Linked DNA regions of Homo sapiens: region 2 is linked to region 1. The links are chromatin contacts, found by Hi-C or POLR2A ChIA-PET in ENCODE. All regions are on one chromosome and are shown on one strand. The core of a region is the stretch at or near the end of the contact, and the rest is flanking DNA. Distances in the headings are between cores, read along the strand shown.

Region 1 (7,757 bases), core at 2,927-5,426:
ATGCCCGGCTAATTTTTTCTATTTTTAGTACAGACGGGGTTTCACCATGTTGGTCAGGCTGGTCTCAAACTCCCGACCTCAGGTGATTCGCCCGCCTCGGCCTCCCAAAGTTCTGGGATTACAGGCGTGAGCCACCACGCCCGGCCTCTGTTTTTGTTTGTTTGTTTGTTTGTTTGTTTTTGAAACGGAGTCTCGGTCTGCTGCCCAGGCTGGAGTGCCGGGGTGCAATCTTGGCTCACTGCAGCCTCGACCTCCCAGGTTCAAGTGATCCTCCTGCCTCAGCCTCCCAAGTATCGGACTGCAGGTGCATACTGCCATGCGCCGTTAATTTTTTTTTTTTTTTTTTTTTTTTTTTTGGTAGAGATGGGGTCTCACTATGTTGCCTAAGCTGGTCTTGAACTCCTGAGTTCAAGTGTGATCTTTCCTCCTGCCTCGTCCTCCCAAAGTGCTGGGATTCCAGGTGTGAGCCACCATGCCGGGCCCCTCTTATTTTTTTTTAATTTTTGTTTTTTGAGATGGAGTCTTGCTCTGTCACCCAGGCTGGAGTGCAGTGGCGAGATCTTGGCTCACTGCAACCCTTCCTCCTGAGTTCAAGCAATTCTCCTGCCTCAGCCTCCCAAGTAGCTGGGATTACAGGCACCCACCACCACACCCGGCTAATCTTTATATTTTTAGTAGAGACAGTGTTTCACCATGTTGGCCAGTCTGGTCTCAAACTCCTGACCTCAGGTGATCCACCCACCTCGGCCTCCCAAAGTGCTGGGATGACAGGTGTGAGCCACTGCTCCCGGCCACCTGTAGGATTTTTAGAAGCAGTATAACATTAGGATTAAGAGGTCAGATTCAGGCATTGGAGAGACCTGGGTTCAGATCCCAGCCCTGCCCGTGTCTAGCTCTGTGTGCTGTGTAACCTGGGGCACATCACTTAACTTCTCTAAGCCTCAGTTTCTTCATCTCCACAATGGGGGTGATGTGAATAATGTTCTTTGGGAGCTACAGGAGGAGGAAGGGTAGGATGTGCGTGAAGCAACCGTCTGGCCCATGCGACATACCCGGGAAACGGGAGGTCACTGTCATCCACGTCTTTATAACATTCCTGTCTCTGACCAGGCTCGGTGGCTCACGCCTGTAATCCCAGCACTTTGGGAGGCCGAGGCAGGCGGATCACGAGGTCAGGAGATCGAGACCATCCCGGCTAACACAGTGAAACCCCGTCTCTACTAAAAATACAAAAAAAATAGCCGGGCGTGGCGGCGGGTGCCTGTAGTCCCAGCTACTCAGGAGGCTGAGGCAGGAGAATGGCATGAACCCGGGAGGCGGAGCTTGCAGTGAGCTGAGATGGCGCCACTGCACTCCAGCCTGGGTGACAGAGCGAGACTCCGTCTCAAAAAAAAAAAAAAATTCCTGTCTCTTTCCGGCACTCGGACGCATCTAGTTGTGACATTTCAGGTGCCAAGGCCCCTCCCTTCCACAGTGTGGGCTCCCAGAGCAGGAACATTCCTAAAGGGTCTCCATCCCTCAGGGGACCTGTCTCAGTATTTATGAGGTTCTTTTTTTGTTTGTTTGTTGTTTTTGTTTTGAGATGGAGTCTTGCTTGTTTTGAGAGATCACGCCAGTGCACGCCAGCCTGGGCAACAGAACGAGACTATGTCTCAAAAAAAAAAAAAGAAAAAAAAAGTCACTTCTGTTTCGTTTTTTTTGTTTTTTGTTTTTTGTTTTTTTTTTGAGACGGAGTTTCGCTCTTATCACCCAGGCTGGAGTGCAGTGGTGCAATCTCGGCTCCACCTCCTGGGTTCAAGTGATTCTCCTGCCTCAGCCTCCCGAGTAGCTGGGACTACAGGCGGGCACCACCACAACCAGCTAATTTTTGTATTTTTAGTAGAGACGGTTTTTACTATGTTGGCCAGGCTGGTCTTGAACTCCTGACCTCAAGTGATCCGCCAACCTCAAGTGATCCGCCCATCTCAGCCTCCCAAAGTGCTGGCATTACAGGTGTGAGCCACCGCACCCAGCCGTGACTTCTCATTAACTCTGTAATTGATGAGGCTGTCAGAATGTAAACTGCACGCTAATTAAAGTGAAAGACCACCTTTGCGATGAGCCAAAGCAACCCTGAGAGGAAAAATTGTAGCTTTAAGTCTATTTATTAGGAGAGGAGAAAGGTGGAAAATAAAGAATCTAGCTTTCAACAGAGAAAACTCAAAAAGAAAACATTTTAAGCTCTGGAGCTCAGTCTGACTTTTCTGCCCGGCTGCTCACTGGCAACCCCTTCCACTGGGGAAGGAGGTGGTAGCAATGGGGGGAGGACAAAGAGGAAGCCCCCACCAGCTTCTGCTCTGTGATTGGGAATCGCAGAGCTAGCAGGGAATGTCAGAGGAGGTCTGTGCTCCTGCAGCTTCCACTTGATTACCTCAGGGGATGGCAAACTCACTCCCTCCTGAGGGTTTCTTTTTTTTTTTTTTTTTTTTCTTTTTGAGACAGAGTCTCGCTCTGTCGCCCAGGCTGGAGTGCAGTGGCGCCATCTCAGCTCACTGCAAGCTCCGCTTCCCGGGTTCACGCCATTCTCCTGCCTCAGCCTCCCGAGTAGCTGGGACTACAGGCACCCACTACCACGCCCGGCTAATTTTTTCTATTTTCAGTAGAGACGGGGTTTCACCGTGTTAGCCAGGATGGTCTCGATCTCCTGACCTCGTGATCCGCCCATCTCGGCCTCCCAAAGTGCTGGGATTACAGGCGTGAGCCACCGCACCCGGCCTCCTCCTGAGGGTTTCATCCTCAGTGTAAAGCCCTCCTGTGTGCTGGCCCTACCTGAGGCCCTGGGGACACAGAGATGATCCAACCCACTCTTGTCCCTACCTTCCAGGGGCTAACAGCCTAGTGAGGGAGATGGGTTTTTATCCAGGTGACTACAGCCCAGAGGAGGAGGCACAGAAGACAGTCAGGGGGAACAAGAGGACCCTGATAGAACTTGGAAGAAAAGGGAGGACCTCCCCGAGGAGGAGAATCAGGCTGACAGAGCAGTGAGGAGCTCGGGCAACTGGCTTCTCTGCTTCTCCAGCTGTGTGACATTTGGCAGGTTCCTTAACCTCTCTGCCCCTCAATTTCCTCTGCTATACGATCAGGTTGCTGGCCGGGTGCAGTGGCTTACAACTGTAATCCTAGCAATATGGCAAGACCCCATCTCTACTTAAAAAAAAAAAAAAAATAGCATCACATAGTGGTGTACACCTGTAGTCCCAGCTCCTTGGGAGGCTGAGGTGAGAGGATTGCTTAAGACGGGAGGTCAAAGCTGCCCTGAGCTATGATCATACCACTGCACTCCATCCGGGGCAACAGAGAAAGACCCTGTCTCAAAAAAAAAAAAAAAAAAAAAAAAAAAAAAAAAAAAAAAAAAGGCTCACCTGTAATCCCAGCACTTTGGGAGGCCGAGGCAGGCGGATCACCTGAGGTCAGGAGTTCGAGACCAGCCTGGCCAACAGGGTGAAACCCCATCATTACTAAAAACACAAAATTAGCCGGGTGTGGTGGTGGGCACCTGTAATCCCAGCTACTCGGGAGGCTGAGGCAGGAGAATCACTTGAACCTGGGAGGCGGAGGGTGCAGTGAGCCGAGATTGTGCCATTACACTCCAGCCTGGGCAACAAGAGCGAAACTCCATCTCAAAAAACTCTGCCTTGATATCCCAGTGAAGAGAAAACACTGGAAGAATTTTTTTTTTTTTTTTTTTGTCAGAGTCTTGCTCTGTCGCCCAGGCTGGAGTGCAGTGGTGTGATCTCGGCTCACTGCAAGCTCCGCCTCCCGGGTTCATGCCATTCTCCTGCCTCAGCCTCCCGAATAGCTGGGACTACAGGCACCCACCACCATGCCCGGCTAATTTTTTGTATTTTTAGTAGAGACGGGGTTTCACCGTGTTAGCCAGGATGGTCTCGATCTCCTGACTTCGTGATCTGCCCGCCTCGGCCTCCCAAAGTGCTGGGATTACAGGCGTGAGCCACCGCGCCCGGCCAAACACTGGAAGAATTTTAACACCCGTGGCCCAGGGCTGGACTTTACGTAAAGCACGCACCTGGGGCGTGAGAGCCGGGTTTATTATTAATTCGCGGCTAAGCTACAACCGGGATGATTTAAGTGGATTTATCCGCAGGGAAGATGATGGGAGGGCATTCCCAGCAGGGAGAATCGTGGTTTGAGGAGTTGCACTGTGGATGTTTGGGGCCAGACCATCCTCTGGGGCGGGGCTGTCTTGGGCACTGTTGGGTGCTGTGCAGAGTTCATGGCCTCCACCCACTCCGTGTCAGGAGCACCCCCCAGTGGTGACAACCGTAAATGTCCCCAGACCTGGCCAAATGTCTCTTGCGGGCAGAATCTCCCCTATAATATAGCCAGAGGCATATGCAAAGCACCTAAACGGAGTGGGGAGAAGGTGCGTGACCCCTGGTCTGGGCCACTCTTTTTTTTTTTTTTGAGACGGAATCTCTCTCTGTCGCTCGCCCAGGCTGGGGTGCAATGCGCGATCTTGACTCACTGCAAGCTCTGCCTCCCAGGTTCAAGCGATTCTCGTGCCTCAGCCTCCCGAATAGCTAGGATTACAGGTGCCCGCCACCACGGCTGGCTAATTTTTGTATTTTTAGCGGAGGCGGGTTTTCACCATGTTGGCCAGTCTGGTCTGGAACTCCTGACCTCAGGAGTTCCACCACACCCGGCTAATTTTGTGTTTTTAGTAATGATGGGGTTTCACCCTGTTGGCCAGGCTGCTCTCGAACTCCTGACCTCAGGTGATCCGCCCGCCTCGGCCTCCCAAAGTGCTGGGATTACAGGCGTGAGCCACTGCGCCTGGCCTTTTTTGTTTTGTTTTGTTTTGTTTTTCCCAAATAGTGACTTGCTCTGTCGCCCAGGATGGAGTGCAGTGGTGCGATCAGCGCCCACTGGGCTCATGCCATCCTCCTTCCTCAGCCTCCCAAGTAGCTGGGACTATGGGCACTTGCCAACACACCTGGCTATTTTTTGTACTTTTTGTAGAGACAGAGTTCCCTGTGTTGCCCAGGCTGGTCTTAAACTCCTGGGCTCATCCTCCTGCCTCTGCTTCCCACAGTGTTGGGATGGCAGGTGTGAGCCACCACACCCGGCTGGCCGCTTTTTCTCTATGTCCCTTCCCAACATTTTAGTCCCAGACAGCCCTGCGGAGGTGCCTGGCAGGCACCTCATTTTGCAGAGGGAAACCCTGAGGCTCAAAGAGGTGACATCACCTGCTCCAGGTCACCCCAGCGGCAAGCGGGTGCACAGGGACACGGAACCACGTGGCCGTTCCCAGCGGCCCCACTCAGGGTACCTCGCTCTCTTTGTTTTATGGGGCATCTGTGATGTCCTAAGCCGGGTTATTTCCCCTCCCGGCAACACTCTGTGAGATCAGGGCTGCCCCTGGCCATCAGTTGACAAGTGGGGAAACTGAGGCCCAAAGGTCCCACAGCAAAGAAGGGGCAGAGCCCCGAGCTTATGCCCAGTGCTTCCTGGGCCTCTCCCCATCGCTGTGGCCTGCATCGGTAAACATTTCGCAGCCTCTGAAGTCCCAAGGGGGACGCCTCAGAACAGGCCTGGCCCCTGGGCTGGAGCAGGGTTCCTGAGGTTCCCAGTGGGGCCCAGCTGTAACCTCATTGGTGGACCGAGGCAAGGGCCAGAGGGGCCCAAGGGAAGGGCCAGAGGGGCCGGGGGCACAGGAAGGGCCGGAGGGGCTGGGGGCACGGGGAGGGCCAGGCTTATTGTTGCAGCCTGCAAGGCTGTCCCAAGCCGGGTGCCTCCGCAGAGGGAGGACACAAAACAGGAACCCAGGCAGGCAGGGTCTCTCCCGAAGGTGCCCTTGGCCCCTGGCCACCACCCTGGGATGCTCCTCCTCCTCCTCGGCATCCTCCCCCCACCCTTCCCTGCCCTTTCCAGCTTCCTGTCTAGACAGCCCCCAATTAGCCACTCATTAAGGGGGTTAAGCTGATTAGAGCAGCTCTCCCTTCCTCTGGCGGACTCGGGGCCTTTTCTCCCGGGCAGTGCTCAGCCAGTCCCCAACCCTGAGGCTCACAGAGGCCTGGGGGGATCATGCCAGCCCGATGCCAGGCAAGACCCCCACCCCACACCTCCAGGCCCCACATTCCAGCCTCTAGGCTTTGCCCGCTTGGGGCCTGGGCCAGGCCCTTTCTCCTGGCCGCCTCCACCCGAGGCCTCCCTGCTTACGCGGCTGCGTGGGGTGGAGGGAAGGTGCCTTGGAGCAGCCCCCACTGTGCTTTGTTTTTGCTGCTTGTGTAGCTCCCCCTTGAAGGCGACAAAGGTCCCGTCCACAGGCGGTTATTACACAGGGCGGGGCAGGCAGCCCCCATCCATTCCTCTCCTCTGTCACCCCAGGCTTCCCATCCCTTTTTTTTTTTTTTTTTTGAGTCAGAATCTCACTCTGTTGCCCAGGCTGGAGTGCAGTGGCATGATCTCGGCTCACTGCAGCCTCTGCCTTCCAGATTCAAGCAATTCTTCTGCTTCAGCCTCGCAAATAGCTGGGACTGGGACTACAGGCGCCTGCCACCATGACCAGCTAATTTGTGTATTTTTAGTAGAGATGGAGTTTCACCATGTTGGCCAGGCTGGTCTCAAACTCCTGACCTCAAGTGATCCGCCCGCCTCGGCCTCCCACAGTGCTAGGATGACAGGTGTGAGCCACCGAGCCCAGCCCGCCCATCCCTTTTTTTAACCCCAGGGTGGAGGCTAGTGCAACGTGGCCTGGGGAGGGACAGAGTTGGGTTCCAACTCCACCTCCACCCCCCCTTGGCTCTATGGCCTTAGGCGAGTGACGTCCCCCATCAGGCCTCAGCCTCCACATCTGTGAAATGGGCGCAGCTCCTGTAAGCTCTGCACGGGGCAGCTGTGAGGACCACATTAAGAGAGGAGGCTAGTGCCTTCACAGAAGGTCCTCACCCAGGGCGATGCTGCCCCACCCCCAGGGACACTGGCCGGTGTCTAGGGACATCTGTGGTTGTCACAACTGGGAGAGCTCTTGACATGGAGTGGGTCGAGGCCAGGGATGCTGCTTAGCACCCTGCAGTGCCCAGGACAGCCCCTCCCCAGGGAACGAGCCAGCCCCAATGTCTACAGTGCTGAGGCTGAGAAACCTGTATTAATTATGTAGAAAAAAATTGAGGCTGAGTGTGGTGGCTCACACCTGTAATCCCAGCACTTTGGGAGGCCAAGGCTGGAGGATCGCTTGAGCCTAGTAGTTTGATAACATAGGGAAACCCTGTCTCTACAAAAAAATACCAAATTAGCTGCATGTGGTGGCGTGTGCCTGTAGTCCCAGCTACTCGAGAGGCTGAGGTTGGGAGGATCGCTTGAGCCCAGGAGGTCAAGGCTGCAGTAAGCTATGATTGCACCAGTGCACTCCAGTCTGGGCAACAGCGTGAGACCCTATCTCAAAAAAAAAAAAAGAAAAAGAAAAAAGTCTGCCCCCTGCTCACAACGGAATAAACTCCTAGTGTGGCAGACGGTGTGTAAACCAGGGGGACCCCCAGCTCCTGGGACTCACCTCCTCTCTCCCTCCCCACTCAAGGTGTGGATTTCAATGTGTGCAGCCTCCTGGGACCTCTGCAGGGCAGAGGATCATGGGACGCAGAGGATCATGGGACGCAGAGTCTCTTGGGGGTCCATGGAATCCTCTAAGACAGAGGATTTTACCTATGGGTGATCCTGACCCCAGAGGACACTGGGTGACATCTGGGGACCTGTGTGGT
Region 2 (7,057 bases), core at 186-2,685, 43 kb after region 1:
ACTTCCTCTCTTCCGGAGGTCTGCGGATGACCGCTGAGCAGACCGGCCACTCAGCAGGATGGGGCTCACACATCCCAGCCCCAGGATGGCCACAGGTCTGCTTGAACCAGCCAGGCAGGCATCTATTAAACTCTGACTGTGTATCCCGTCTTGTGCAGGGCTTGGAAGAGAAGGAGGCCTTGGTGCTGTCTGGGAGCTCTCGATCTGATTAGGAAGTCAGGACCACCCCCCAGAGACAAGCAAACCCAGCAGCCGAGGCGGGGGCTGGAGAAGATTTGGAGGTAGGGGAGCCCAGCAGAGGGGGTGGGGGCAGGACCCGCCTTGGAGATCCTGCCCTCCAAAGTCAGTCAGTTGTCTGGGCTTTTTCTGAGAAAAGCACTCTGTGCTCTGAGACCTTGGCGAAGCCACTTCATCACTGCGTGCCTCGGTTTCCCCATCTGTTAAGTGGGGGCGATCAGTCCTACCTCGGAGGATTAAATGAGATACTGCATAGAAAAAGCCTGCTCTGCACAGCAGCAGGTACACGCTAAGCACTCGGTAAGGTTGGCCGATAATATTACAACGTTTTAAATCGCCCTAGTGTTTCTAATTCACAGTTTGCTGACGGCTTGGCTGAGGCTGAGCCGGGCAGGCTCTGCGTATGTGAAAGTCGCCAGCGTCCAACCCCCGGAACCTGCCGGCTGGGAAGGAGAAAGCCGTCCGCTGCGACCGGGCAGCTCAGGGTTTGCAGAAAGGGCTCCGGCGCGCGTAAGTTCTGTCTACACGACCGCCAAAGCGTCCGGAACCCGGATTCAGGATTCAAGTTGCCATCAGCTTCCAGAAGGAGCTTCGGGATGGGGGGTCCTTGAAGGCAATGGAGGGGCGGCGGGGCTCCGGGGGAGGCGGGGGTTCAGAGGGGGCTCCCTCCCCACCCCCGCCGGCGTCCTCCTCGCCCTGCCAGGCCAGGGCCAGCTGCAGGTCCAGCCCCTCCAAGTCCTCGCCGGTCAGGCTGGGGCGCAGCTCCCGGGGTGCGGCCTCCTGGTCTGGCTTCGGGCCAAACGCCCAGTCTGCGGCAAGGGAGCTGGTGAGGCAACTCCCCGGCCCCGGCCACCCTCCTCTGTCCCCTCCTCAGCTAGGAGAAGCACTAGGATCCCCTGACCACCCACCCAGGGTGACCCAGCATCGGCCCCAGCTGGGTTTCGGTGGGGGCAGCTCACCGGCCAGGTCGTGGGCGAGGTCTTTGATGAGGTGCCCGACGATGGCGTAGGCGACGGCCACCACCACCAGCGCGGCCAGCAGCAGGTACAGCACGTACCTGGGCAGGCGGATGCTGTCCAGGGGCGGCGGCCGGTACTCCTCGTACAGCGGCGGGGACGGGCTCCAGCCCTCGGCCTCCCCCTCGGCCGCCAGCCCCGGCATGGTGTCCGCCCGGCACAGGGGAGGCCCGGAGGTGACCCACACAGCGGAAGTATTAAGGGGCTTTGAGCTAAGAGGATTGGGCGGCTGCCCCACGGCCACCATCTGCCTGGGTTAATCACATTGTAAATCACTTCCGCCCACCCGCAACCTACCTGCTCAGCTCCAGCCACGACTCTGCCCAGCCGTCCCCACCTCGGGGCCTCCGCACCTGCGCTTCCTTCTCCCAGGAACGCCCTGCCCAGATTTCCTCATGGCCGGCTCACTCTCTTCATTCATTCATCTTTTTAATTCTTATTATTTTATTTTATTTATTTAATTTTTCTTGAGACGGAGTTTCACTCTTGTCACCCAGGCTGGAGTGCAAAGGCGAGATCTCAGCTCACTGCAACCTCTGCCTCCCGGGTGCAAGTGATTCTCCCACCTCAGCCTCCGGAGTAGCTGGGATTACAGGTGCCCGCCACTATGCCTGGCTAATATTATTATTATTTTTGAGACAGGGTCTCGCTCTGTCGCCCTGAGTGCTGGAGTGCAGTGACGCGATCATAGCTCACTGCACCCTCAACCTCCTGGGCTCAAGCGATCCCCCCGCCTCAGTCTCCCAAGTAGCAGGAACTACAGGTCCTCGCCACCGTGCCTGGCTCTTCATTCATTCATCGAATATGTATTGAGCAGCGACTATGGCTGGGCACTCTCTTAGGTGCTGGGACACAGCTATGAGTAAGAAAGACCAGGCCGGGCGCAGGAGCTCACGCCTGTAATCCCAGCACTTTGGAAGGCCGAGGTGGGCGGATCACTTGAGACAGGAGTTTGAGACCAGCCCGGCCAACATGGTGAAACCCTGTCTCTACTAAAAATGCAAAACCTAGCTGGGCGTGGTGGCGGGCGCCTGTAGTCCCAGCTACTCGGGAGGCTGAGTCAGGAGAATCGCTTGAACCTGGGAGGTGGAGGTTGCAGTGAGCCGAGATCATCCCACTGCACTCCAGCCTGGGCAACATAGCGAAACTCCGTAACAAAAAAAAAAAAAAAAAAGAAAGACCAAAACCTGACATTCCAGGGAGGGAGATGGATGCTAAGAAAGAAACATAACCTTAGAGTAAATGATATATTAGGTTAGAAAGGGAGGTGTGGCTGGGCGCCGTGGCTCACGCCTATAGTCCCAGCACTTTGGGAGGCTGAGGCAAGAGGATCACTTGATCCAGAAGTTCAAGATCTCTCTGGGCAACATAGCAAGACTGCATCTCTACAAAAACTTTAAAAACTAGCCAGGCGTGGTGAGTGCCTGTAGTCCCAGCTACTCAGGAGGCTGAGGTGGGAGGATTGCTTGAGCCCAGGAGTTCAAGGCTGCAGTGAGCTATGATTGCACCCCTGTACTACAACCTGGGTGACAGAGTGAGACTATCTCAAGAAAAAAAAAAAATTGGGCTGCCAAGGCATCACTGAGGAGGTGACATTTGAGCAAAGACCTGGAGGAAAAAGGGAACCAGCCATGGGAGATCCAGGGGAAAGAGAGTTCCAAGCAGAGGGCACAGCCCCTGCAAAGGCCCTGGGGCAGGACTGTGCCTGGCGTGTTGGAGGAACAGTGAGGAGGCCAGTGTGGCTGGAGCAGAGTGAGCCGGGGGAGTGGGGGGGAGGGGAGGATGGGGAGCTGTCAGGGCAGGTCCTGCAGGGCCGTGTAGACTGTGAGGAAGACTTCGGCCTAGACCCTGAGGAATGTGGGAGCCATGGAGGGCTGTGGGCAGAGGAGGGATGGGTCCGGACCCAGGTGCTCACAGGTGCCCCCTGGTGGCTGCTTTGGGGAGAACGGACTATGGGGGCCAGAGGAGGAGCCAGGAGGGGACTGAGCTGGTCCTAGTGGAAGGAAAGTAGGCAGATTTGAGATGGACATTTTTTTTTTTTTTTTTTTTTTTTGAGACAGGGCCTTGCTCTGTCACCCAAGCTGGAGTGCAGTGGTGCAGTGGTGGGATCTTGGCTCACTGCAGCCTTGACTGCCCAGGCTCAAGCGATCCTCCTGCCTCAGCCTCCTGAGTAGCTGGGACTACAGGTCTGTGCCCCCACACCTACCTAATTTTCTGTATTTTTTTTTATAGGAACAGGGTCTCACTATGTTGCCCAGGCTGCTCTTTAACTCCTGGGCTCAAGCGATCCTCCTGCCTCAGCCTCACAAAGTGCTGGGATTACAGGCATGTGCCACCGCACCCAGCCTTGGGATCGATTTTTCATTAAAAAAATCTGTTTTTAGACTAAATGCCTGCAATGATGGTGTTGCCATTTCCTGAGTTAGGAACATTGCAGAGGAGAAACCTGGGGAGAAACACAAGGAATTCCAAGTAGCCAGGGGCCAGGGAAGCCAGGACAAGGCAGTAGGAGGTGGTGGTGAGGAAGACCTGGGTTCAAATCCCAGCTCTGCCCGTCACAGCATGACCTTGGCTCTCCAGGGTTCCCTGGCTTCTCTCTACAATGGGGTGGGTAAAGTTTCCTGGGGTGTTGGGAGGAGGAAATTCAACAATGTGTAGAAGTGTGAGCCTTCCCGGGCGGGCGTGGTGGCTCACGCCTGTAATCCCAGCACTTTGGGAGGCTGAGGAACGCTGATCATGAGGTCAGGAGTTCAAGACCAGCCTGACCAACATGGTGAAACCCCATCTCTACTAAAAATACAAAAATTAGCCAGGCGTGGTGACATGTGCCTATAATCCCAGCTACTCGGGAGGCTAAGGCAGGAGAATCGCTTGAACCCGGGAGGCGGAGGTTGCAGTGAGCCGAGATCCCGCCACTACACTCCAGCCTGGGCAACAGAGCGAAACTCCATCTCAAAAACAAACAAACAAAAAAAAGTGTGACCCTTGCCAGGTGGTGGCTCATGTCTGTAGTCCCAGGGACTTGAGAGGCTGAGGCAGGAAGATTGCTTAAGCCCAGGAGCTGGAGGCTGGAGTGAGCTAAGATTGTGCCACTGTACTCCAGCCTAGGTGACACAGCTAGATCTTGTCTCTACAAAAAAGGGGGTGGCTTTTTATTTTATTTTATTTATGATTTTATTTTATTTTGAGACAGAGTCTCTCTCTGTCGCCCAGACTGGAGTGCAGTGGCGCGATCTCAGCTCACTGCAAGCTCTGCCTTCCGGGTTCACGCCATTCTCCTGCTTCAGCTTCCCAAGTAGCTGGGACTACAGGCGCCCGCCACCACGCCCGGCTAATTTTTTTTTTTGTACTTTTAGTAGAGACGGGGTTTCACTGTGTTAGCCAGGATGGTCTCGATCTCCTGACCTCTTGATCCACCCACCGCAGCCTCCCAAAGTGCTGGGATTATAGGCGTGAGCCACTGCGCCCGGTGAGGGTGGCTTTTTATATTTTTGTTTGTTTTTGAGACAGAGTCTCGCTGTGTCACCCAGACTGGAGTGCAGTGGTATGATCTCCTCACTGCAACCTCTGCCTCCCGGGTTCAAGTGGTTCTCCTGCTTCAGCCTCCCAAATAGCTGGGACTACTTTCCAGGGTTTTGTTTTGTTGGTGGTGGTGGTGTTCTTTTAAGACTCCCTCTCCCTCTGTTGCCCAGGCTGGAGTGCAGTGGGGCCATCTCGGCTCATTGCAACCTCCACTTCCCAGGTTTAAGCAATTCTCATACCTCAGCCTTCCAGGTAGCTGGGACTACAAGCATGTGCCACCATGCCCAGTTAATGTCTGTATTTTTAGCAGAGACAGGATTTCACCATGTTGGACAGGCTGGTCTCCAACTCCTGACCTCAAGTGACCTACCTGCCTCAGCCTCACAAAATGCCGGGATTACAGGTGTGAGCCACTGTGCCCAGCTTTTTCTTGTTGTTTTAAAAACATTGCAGCTGGTCTGTGTTGATGGGTAAAGAGAGGAAACCAAGGAGGCAGGAGAGAAAAGGGGGAAGGGCTGAAGTAATGGCTGTGAGTTGATGAGAAGGACGAGGAGTTGGTGAGGAAAAGAGGTGGCTCAGGCAGCCAATGTCACATTGGAAGGTGCCACCTTGGAAGTGGCTCCTTCGGCCCCAGTTGAGCCTTCAGATGAGGCAGCCCTGGCCGACAGCTTGATTGCAACTTCATGAAACACCCAAAGCCAGAAACATCCAGATACGCTTGCTGCTCCCAGACTCGTGACCCACAGGAAAGGTATCTGTCTTCTTTCCTCTGTCTCTGGGGGTTTTCTTGTCTTCTTTATTTAAGATGGAGTCTTGCTCTTGTCACCCAGGCTGGAGCGCAATGGCACACGATTTCGGCTCACTGCAACCTCTGCCTCTTGGGTTCAAGTGATTCTCCTGCCTCAGCCTCCTGAGTAGCTGGGATTACAGGCATGCACCACCACACCCAGCTAATTTTTGTATTTTCAGTAGAGATGGGGTTTCACCATGTTGTCCAGGCTGGTCTCGAACTCCTGACCTCAGGTGATCCACCTGCCTTGACTTCCCAAAGTGCTGGGATTACAGGTGTGAGCCACCGCATCCGGCCTTGTCTTTTTTTTTTTTTTTTTAATTAAAGAGATGGGGGTCTCACTATGGTGCCCAGGCTGGTCTTGAACTCCTGGGCATAAGCGATCCTGCCTTGGCCTCTAGAGTAGCTGGGACTATAGGCATGTGCCTCTGTGCTCAGGTCCACTTTTCTGTCTCTGTAAGGACACTGGTCATTGGATGTAGGGTCTACCCTAAATCCAGGATGATCTCATGCTGAGATCCTTAACAACACCTGCAAAGACTCTATTTCCAAATCAGGTCACATTCATGGGTACCAGGGGTTACCACCTGGACAAGCCTTTTCGGGGGACACGATTTGACCCAAGTCCAGCTGTTTGAAGCTGCTAAGTTTGGAGTAATCTGTTGCACAGCCACAAGGATCTTAGGTAAGTCTTGGCTAGCAGAACCAACAGTTCATCAGCCAGCGTTAGCAGGCAGGAGGGGAGGCAGCATGCACGGCACAGGGACAGGCAGGCGGGCACAGCTGTTGGTGGGGTGTGCGGAAGGTCTGCTTGATTTTTTCACTGAAGCCGAAAGCAAGGTCATCAGCTGAGTGAGGATGAGGGAGGTTGGAGGCCAACAAGAAAGTGACAGAACAGATCGCAAGAGAGAGAGCCCCACGGAACCATAGTAGAATGGATGTTGGCTGCTCAGGAGGCTGAGGTGGGAGGATCACTTGAGCCTGGGAGACAGAAGTTGCAGCGAGCTTAGATCGAGCCACTGCTCTCCAGCCTGGGCAATAGAGCAACACTCTGTCTCTAAAACATAAACAAGATGGCCAGGCACGTGGCTCATATCTATAATCCCAGCACTTTGGGAGGCTGAGGAGGGCAGATCATTTGAGGCCAGGAGTTCAAGACCAGCCAGGCCAACATGGTGAAACCCTGTCTCTACTAAAAATACAAAAATCAGCCAGGCATAGAGGCATGTGCCTGTAGTCCCAGCTACTCAGCAGGCTGAGGCACAAGAATTGCTTAAACCTGGGAGGCAGAGGTTGCAATGAGCTGAGATTGCACCACCGCACTCCAGCCTGGGCAACAGAGTGAGACCCTGTCTCAACACAGAACAAAACATACTGAGACCCCGTCTCTACAAAAAAATACAAATATTACTCAGGCACAGTGGGGCAAACCTGAGGTCCCAACTGCTTGGGAGGCCAAGATAGGAGGATCGCTTGAGCCCAGGAGGTTGAG

Evidence for each region. Hi-C counts contacts between places; a loop is a spot of excess contacts on that map. ChIA-PET counts read pairs that join two places held with the same protein, here RNA polymerase II (POLR2A). Pooled maps may share reads with other maps.
Region 2: a pooled map shows a loop between it and region 1 (2.6-fold over the local background). The contact joins the promoter of SMIM44 here to the enhancer-like site in region 1. A Hi-C loop is called at or near these places in 10 of 168 maps with a recorded cell type or tissue (CD8-positive, alpha-beta T cell, aorta, cardiac septum and 3 more), 3 of 37 single-sample maps with no recorded cell type and 10 of 50 pooled maps. POLR2A ChIA-PET finds 5 or more read pairs at or near these places in 14 of 52 experiments (AG04449, AG04450, GM10248 and 10 more).

Annotation. Positions count from the first base shown.
Region 1 is chr19:3,435,982-3,443,738 of GRCh38, forward strand. The region is part of intron 6 of NFIC (nuclear factor I C); the gene reads left to right. Among named protein-coding and RNA genes, the nearest start is that of SMIM24, 41 kb to the right of the region's middle. Within about 2 kb of position 4,177, at least 5 of the 41 ENCODE cell types and tissues checked have a DNase peak (open chromatin) inside an H3K27ac peak, as active enhancers do.
Region 2 is chr19:3,482,006-3,489,062 of GRCh38, forward strand. It overlaps SMIM44 (small integral membrane protein 44), which reads right to left and starts at 1,436. Exons shown (of 2, transcript NM_001395954.1): 1 at 1,197-1,436; 2 at 105-1,046. The coding sequence starts at 1,398. The coding sequence ends at 799. It overlaps LOC105372246 (a long non-coding RNA gene), which reads left to right and starts at 973. Exons shown (of 5, transcript XR_936264.2): 1 at 973-1,281; 2 at 6,123-6,250. RefSeq lists an enhancer at 1,214-1,752 and silencers at 3,085-3,134, 3,145-3,194.